Regions from separate parts of the Mus musculus genome. Here all the other regions are linked to region 2. Evidence: chromatin loops called from intact Hi-C (ENCODE). Cell type or tissue: left cerebral cortex. All regions are shown on one strand. Region 1 overlaps Oard1 (O-acyl-ADP-ribose deacylase 1). Region 2 holds the start of Gm30475 (a long non-coding RNA gene). Region 3 overlaps Lrfn2 (leucine rich repeat and fibronectin type III domain containing 2).

The links. Peaks named below come from ENCODE experiments on the same cell type or tissue, not always from the same donor. Only the 100,000 strongest peaks of a DNase experiment are listed, where the experiment ranks them.
Region 1: a loop joins it to region 2, with 5 times the contacts of the local background. A loop is called at or near these places in 2 of 42 quality-filtered maps.
Region 3: a loop joins it to region 2, with 14 times the contacts of the local background. A loop is called at or near these places in 3 of 42 quality-filtered maps.

Annotation. Positions count from the first base shown.
Region 1 is chr17:48,415,833-48,418,332 of GRCm38, forward strand. Oard1 (O-acyl-ADP-ribose deacylase 1) reads left to right here. Exons shown (of 6, transcript NM_001289490.1): 6 at 852-1,438. The coding sequence ends at 954. Among named protein-coding and RNA genes, the nearest start is that of Gm30283, 6.4 kb to the right of the region's middle. In left cerebral cortex, a CTCF peak has its summit at 1,213 (motif pointing right); a DNase peak (open chromatin) is centred at 1,184.
Region 2 is chr17:49,170,823-49,173,322 of GRCm38, forward strand. It overlaps Gm30475 (a long non-coding RNA gene), which reads right to left and starts at 1,784. Exons shown (of 3, transcript XR_385629.3): 1 at 1,565-1,784. In left cerebral cortex, CTCF peaks have their summits at 1,436 and 1,652; DNase peaks (open chromatin) are centred at 911, 1,082, 1,456 and 1,667; H3K4me3 peaks cover 606 bases.
Region 3 is chr17:49,083,188-49,085,687 of GRCm38, forward strand. All of the region lies in intron 2 of Lrfn2 (leucine rich repeat and fibronectin type III domain containing 2), which reads left to right. Among named protein-coding and RNA genes, the nearest start is that of 1700008K24Rik, 29 kb to the right of the region's middle. In left cerebral cortex, no CTCF peak of the experiment used is centred here; DNase peaks (open chromatin) are centred at 68, 975, 1,455 and 2,120; H3K27ac peaks cover 1,064 bases.

The DNA.
Region 1 (2,500 bases), 750 kb before region 2:
CAAGTGACTTTCAGTGTGACCACAACATCTCTTCTTTTTATTTTTTAATGTGCATTAGTGTTTTGCTTGCATGTATGTCTGGGTGAGGGTGTTGGATCCCTGGAACTGGAGTTAACAGGCGTTGTGAGCTGTCATGTGGATGCTGTAAATTAGAACCCCTGGTCCTCTGGAAGTGCAGCCAGAGGCCTCTCTCCAGGCCGTCATCGTTTCTTCAATATACTAGTGGCTTATGTATCAGAAAGTTAAAAAGTCACTGTTCAGGAACTTGATTGTCCTGCTGTCGTGTGAAATTGGCAGGTTTAAGCTTTCCCTTTGTCCCGAGGGCTGTGTCATATTAGAAAGTGTCAGGTGGTAGAGTTGACCATCTGGTTGCAAAGGCCTCATTCTTGTCACACAGCCAGCAGCATCTCCGGGCATTCCGTTTTGACTTCCTTCCTAAGGTCCTCCCTCCTGTGCATGCTCCCTAACTCTCTATTATTTTAAGTATGTTTTAAACATATGGACATTTTCCTGCCCACTCAAGTCAGTTTTCATTGAAAGAGTAACTAGGCTAGTGACCTCGTATCAAAGAGTGAAATAATTAGAAAGTACTTAAAAATAATTGGAAAGCAAAGAGATACGATGGTCGCCCAAGAACTGTCTTGAGTGACTTCACAACAAGAATCGACCTGGAGATTTTTCATCGTGGCTTCCTGTGGGTGAGAACCTGGGAAACTGCTTTGGTTAGAGCCCAAAGGGAGCGGGGAGGGGGCAGGCTCCTAAGCACGTCCATCATAGCCAGTGGAGGGTGTGTGTTCACGCGTCCTCTTAACCAAAGACCAAGAAAAGGGCGTGTTTTCCTTTGTTCTCAGGATTGGATGTGGTCTGGATCGGCTGCAGTGGGAAAATGTATCTGCGATTCTCGAAGAGGTGTTTGAGTCAACAGACATCAAAATTACTGTGTACACACTCTGAACAGATGAAGATCTTGGATGAGCCCGTGGTCTTTTGTGTCATCTACGAAGCTGTGGGACTAAGCAGCTGTAGGACCTCAGAATGGGCAAGGACAGTCTGTGAGAGGGAGTCTCTCCTAGGCCAGATGTGGGTTTCTGTACTCCAAGAGGATAGGGAGGGCACTGCACCCAAGCAGGAGGTGAGGTCTGTCACTAGGCAGGAAACCATGTAGGTAAGTGTAGGACCTGCTTTGCTTAGCCACTACTGGATTTGTTTGGCTGGCCACTGGGTGGCAGCATAGGTTCTAATTTTCTTTTGAAGAGAAATTGTGGGAAGGGTAAACTTTTGAGATTTTTTTTTTTAAAACAATTTTATGTTTGTGCACTTTGTGTTAATCTCACCAAAAATCATCATAGGAAAGGATTATGGTTTTTAGTTATGACATCACAATGTGTCAAGAGTGGAACAATAAACGTTTCCCTTGTGTTCACTGAGGTTTGCACACATGAACGTCTGTGTTCTGGATCTTGGGGACAGGCTAAACTTGAGACTCAATTTTGAAGAGCCAGAGTTCCCTGGGGAGAACAAGAAGGTAAGAGGAGGTATGGACAAGGACTGTCCGCCTGGTTACAAGGTGCGGTTAGAGTGCTTGTGGGGCTCTTTACTGTCTGCTGTGGAGTTGATGTGATTGGACATGCCTGGACTTAATCAGGAGGCCAGCAAAGGAACACTGAAGACTCAGAGGCAAGAGCGGGTTCCAGGTCCTAGAAGATTGTGACATGCAACTAACTGGGCTCTCACGAGCACTACAGTAATTATTGGTCCCTCTTCTGAAACTAAGGACAAGCATCATGTCTATGGTGGGGAGATAAAGCCCGCTGATTTAGTCAGTGTTCTGTTATTAGAGATACTGGGGCAAGTAGGAATCCTCCCTACCCCACAGTGCTTGTACTGCAAGTTAACACAGCCAGACGTACCACAGTCTGTACTCCAGTGTGAAGGCTGATTGGTCAGGAATGGGCGATTCTTCCAGTGTGAAAATAACTAAGTTAGAAGGGGCTGTGGAGACACCAGGAGAGCCCTGATGATGGGATTCCTCGGTACATGAGATATTGCATATTGCAGCCTGCTGGCAGGGGGGTCGAAGGGGAGCACACAAGTTCTACATGGTACTGTGGGAGGAGTCCAAAGCTGTCGTTAGAACCTGTGTCTCTAAAGCCGTAGGAAGAAAATGTCCAAGTACATGAAGCAGATGATGAGAGCGGGTGATGGGCAGATGATAGTATTTCACTCTGGGAAATCTTTACGTTCCTTCTCTCCCATGGATTGAATCTATAGCCTTTCATGTTAGACTGTTCCTCCACCAGCCTACACTTCAGCCCCCATGGGAACAACTGAATGCTTGCTCAGATCAGTAGCTCTCTAGGCGCCTTTGCTTTTAAGGGGATTATAGTTAATAGTTAATTTTTGTCAGGGAGCCTGATTGGCTGTCAGTGACATTCTGGACCTTGGTGGGAATGGGATTAAGTGCCTTTGGGTCAAATTCCGGTGACTTATCACACATGAA
Region 2 (2,500 bases):
AGAGGAGAGAGGAGCAAGAGACTTTCCAGCAGGTGAGAGCTCCCTCGCAGAAGGTAGATTCCAGGTGGAAAGACTGCCCACATGTCTTACCTGCTTCATGATAGTGCTCTGCTGGGCTGGATTTGACCCATCTCCTCCCTAGAGAGCACCCAGTGTACTTCTGGCCACTCAAGGCTCTGAACATTTTATCCTGTTATGGCCACTCTAAGTTCTGCCTCTTGGAATGGCTGGCATAGGTTTTGCCGCCGTACATGGGCACCTATGTGAGCTTGAGATTAAAAGCATGGGAGTCAGTGTCACCCCATGTCTGCCTCCTGGCAAGAGTAAGGACAGATGCATCTGGGATCAGAGGCAGCAGAGGGGGCCAGGACCCTTTAGCAGTCAGGAATGGGAAGTAGACTCCAAGCCACAGGAATGGAACATACGCCTCCTATGGGAGTCTGGTCCTGGTTGATTTATCCTTGTTCCTAGCTGGGTAGTGACTTCCAAATATCTGGTGTCTCCAGCCATTTCAGACCTTTAGTTTCTGTTTAAACTAACCAGAGCACGCTGAACCAGGAACTCCAACTGTGTGAGGTTCAAGTTACCAGGAACAGTTACACACGTTACAAGCTTGCCCAGAGTGAATGCCAGGCTAGCCTGGACAACTTAGCTGAGAACCTGACACAAAATAGCAAGTTTACAATGAGAAGGGCTGTGGACATAGCTCACTGGTAGGGCATTTCCTGGCATGTACAAGACCCCAGCTCACCACCTTCCTAGTACCGTAAAATCAAATAAAAGTGAAATAAAACCAGCCTACTACAGACAGTTTGAAAGCACTCTGTCTGAAGTGAGAGGAAGCTCTGCCGGAGAAAACGAAAAATGGGGGCGTGGCAACGGGGAGTCGGGGCGTGGCGGAGCTGGGGGCTGCTGCGGGAAGTGAAGCACCAAGCAAGAATTGGACGTTGGAACTACTGATAGTGATGGACCCTTGCCGCAGCAGAAGGTTGAACATCAGGATTTTAGGGGGAGCCTCACCCCCACGCCCACATATACACACACCCTCAGCATGCTCCACAAAGCTGCTCCTTTGGAACCCGTTGCAGATGAAGCTGGGATCGCTGCAATGGGTTGCGGGGCGGGGTGTAGAGGGTGTGTAGGAAGGAGACAAGGATGAAGCCTGCTGGCCACCTTATCCTGCTTTAGACGGACCTCGCTCTCCAGGCTGACCCTCCAGATGGCAGTGCAGGGAGCACAGCAGAGAGGTAAAGGCTGGGAACCTCAAACGTAGAGGCCAGGGCGGTCAGAAATTTTTTCCCATTTTTTTTTTTCCTCCCAAGACTCAGCTCGGTGAGGACTTTGGTGGCTGCGCTGGCCTGTCTCCTCTACAGAACTTTCATCAGGGGACTAGACTGACTCTCTCGGCTCAGAAAGCCTCTATTCTGCCCCCACCAGGCGGTTTTTCCCTCTCATTTTTGTTTCTCTCTCCCACCTTCTCTGCATTTGTCTCAAGTCACTATCCTGAACTACAACTCCTTTCTTTCTCCTCCCTCCTGCACGTGAACATCAACGCTTCACTCACCTCTGCCGGCTTCTAACCAAGACCCCCTGCCCAGTCAATGCCTGGCTGCTTCTGGCTAACATCATCAGCACCACACACGCTCTTCAGAGAAGCTGGTACTGACTGACAGGGAGGCCGAGCTGCTGACATAGTCCCAGCCTGCTTCCAACTCCATCTCTGGACTTCTTTACCCAGCTCTCTCATCTCTGCCCCTCTACCTCTGGGCTTGAGAAAGGGAGGAGGTGGGGTGGGAATATCTTCCCGGCGTTAACAGCAGCTGCTGTGTGGGGAACATTATCTTAATTGAGTCTCAGCTTGTTCCAAGCCACTTGGCTATCATAAATAATAGATGTTCAATGGGTCTGTAAGACAGAAGGGCCAAATGAAGCCACAAGGTGGCTGGTGCCCGCAGACTGTAGGGCGGCTGGCTCTACCTCTCTCTCAAATCTGTGGTTCAGCTCCCATCCCCGCCCCCAGCCCACAAGTGAGGTTTTCAATCGGAACCCTGCTATGCCATGCAAATGGAAAGGACTATGAACCAGCAGCCCTCCGAGCCTTTCAGGAAAGGGTAGGGAAGCCACACAGAAGGGTCAAGGCCAGGCTGCCAGCAGACTATTCAGCTGAGCATGAAACCCACCACATCCCCTCTTCTACACACACCAGCAGATGTTCTTTGGTTTGTGGCTTTAATCCTAGGGCGGAAATCATGTGGCCACCTGTTCCTCCGGTCCCCGGTGTCTTCCATGTTTCCGTGTATAGAAAAAGCTGCCGTTCAGAGAACCAGAAAAATGTTTTGGCACGGTGATGCTGTTTCCAGAGCCCCTGTTTGCAAAGGCACCCTTGATCTGCAAAACCTCCCTCTTTGCGGAGCCCAGGGCTATCTATTGAGGAGAGATTACGTATAGCCTGCAATAATGCTAGGAAATTCTGCCTCCCAGGTTCTCATAACCTCACTGC
Region 3 (2,500 bases), 88 kb before region 2:
CGGATGAGAGCCCTGCCCTGTCTAGAGAGCCTCTTGTCTCTTGGCACTCACACCCATGCAAAAGCCACTAGGATGTGATGTGGGAGTTACCAGATGTCTCAAGACAGGGCCATGTTAAGTCGTCTGACAGAGCACTGGTTATGTTTTTCTCTGCTGGGGAACCTTATTGTGGCCCCTGAAAGACTCCTAGTAGGGAGCAGGGCAGGCACTCTGACTTCTCAGTGTATAGCTCAGCCTGCAACTGCATTGCTGACCCAGCTTCTCTGCCTCACCTCTCTCTCTCTCTCTCTCTCTCTCTCTCTTTCTTTCTCTCTCTCTCTCTCTCTCTCTCTCTCTCTCTCTCTCTCTCTCTCTCTCTCTCTCTCTCTCTCTCCTCTGTTTGTTTTTTATTCTCACTCTGCCTTCCAGACTTTTTACAGGGTCTCTTGTAGCTTAGGCTGGCCCCCAACTCTCAATGTAGCTAAGGATGACCTTCCAATTTTGGTTCTCCTGATTCTACCTCCCAAATGCTGGGATTGCAGGCATGTATAACCACACCTGCTTTGTGCCGGGCTGGAGATGGACCCCCAGGGCCTCGTGATGCTAAGCAACCACTCTACTCACTGGGCCACATCCTAGCATCCCTGATAGTCATTATTTATGATACTGTTTAATTAGCCCATTAGGTTGGCCACAGCACTTCTGACAGCCCCCCCCCCCCTTTTTGTGCTAGTATCTGGCCATGACAGAAGTAGCTATTACAGATATAAGAGTGGCCTGAGATCAGGGTCTTGGTGACCTGTGCTTTATCCCCTAGGACATGTGGACAGAGTGGGCTTTTCAGGTTCTCGGCATGGGGACAGGATCTGAGAAGTTACGATGCTGGTGGGGTGGCAGCTGGCCCTGAACACTTGGGAGATATTTTTACCACCCATCAAAATGCCACCTCGTGCTCGCTGAGCTGATGCCAAGGCTGCTCCCAGCCTGTGCTCATCTCCTCCCCCGACTTTGACTGTTGCCAAGAAGGTCTGAGTGGAAAAGCTTGGAAAACTCCATGTGGGTGTGGCTGGGAGTCAGCGGTTCTCTCTCCCCCAGGACAGGGACTGGGAAAGCTTCCAGGTGGTGGGCTGTGGCTGAGACTCAGATTGTACTCTCCTCACCTTACATGTGAGAAGGCTCAGAGGACCCCGTCCCAAACTATCACAGATCAGAGGACCCAAAATTCTGAGGTGGTTGTTCATTTGTTCGTTTTTTGCCTATAATGGGCAGAAAACTAGGAGGGACTGGTGTGGTTTCTTTGGGTAATGGACAATAGAGGAAGCTATGAAGGGCACAGTGGAAGTCTTAGCAGCTACAGAAAACTAAGAGCATTTCCTAGGTATATGGCCAAAAGCCTGAGAGAACTTGGGATGGGGAAAAGGGAAAAGCCAAGATTCTTGGTTTCTATCCAGCTCCTTGATCAGCACAGCTATCTTGGACTTGGTTCTTCTGGCTTTAAAATGGGACCTCCCCCTCCCCCAATTTCACCGCTTGAAAAAAAAAACAGAGTAAGAACAAGACAGTCCAAGCTTACCCACACTAGCCTTCTCTTTTACCAATCACCCCACCCCTCACTCCCACTCTCCACATTGCTGCAGTGGTCCTTATACGAAGATAAGTTTGGAGTCAGGCCTAAGGACAGGTCTCGTCTATAGAGATCTGGTGTGTGTGTGTGTGTGTGTGTGTGTGTGTGTGTGTGTGTGTGTGTGTGTGTGTGTTGAGAAGGGCCATCCCCCACAAGGCTCAGGAGTGAATAAGTTCTCAGATGTAACAAACGGACCTGGCATGTAACCTAAGCTCATCTCTTCATCTCTGGCCTCCTAAGAAAGAAAGTTTGAGCCCTGGTCTGCCATACTCTACAAAGAGTGTCTCCATACTTCTCCCAGGACAAGAGAGGCTTTGAGGTGTGAGGTGGATCTGGGGGTGATAGTTACAGATGACATGTTTAAGTCAAGGCCGGTGACTCCATTCACTTTCACATTATCCTGTTACCTATTCTCTTCCTCACTGACACCCCCAGAATTATCATCCACATCTCCAGTGGAGATGCTGTGAGAAAACAGAGAATGTATGAGCCCAGCTGACTCTCCTGTCATCCACCCACAGACAAGTAGAAAGTGGGCGGGCACTTCAGAGGAGTCGCACTTACACAAGTGCAAGAAGTTTTTCAGGCAGTGCTAATGATATCTGAGGAACAAAGCTTTGAATTGAGGGCAGGATGTGGCTTAGAGGGACTGGAAGAGTCCATCTGAGTCAGGTAGATGCAGGTCTTCTCCTTGCAGACAGAAATGGTGGCCGAGTTCTCAGGCGTTCTAATTTATAACTTACAATTTGAGTCACAGCTACACTGGCTGCTATCACCACCTCTGAGCATACAAGAAAACAAAAAACAAAAAAAACAAAAAACCCAAAACCAGGCCATGCCTTGACCCTAACAACAGGCAGACTTGGGGCAGACAGCAGCAGAGAGTAATGACCTAGT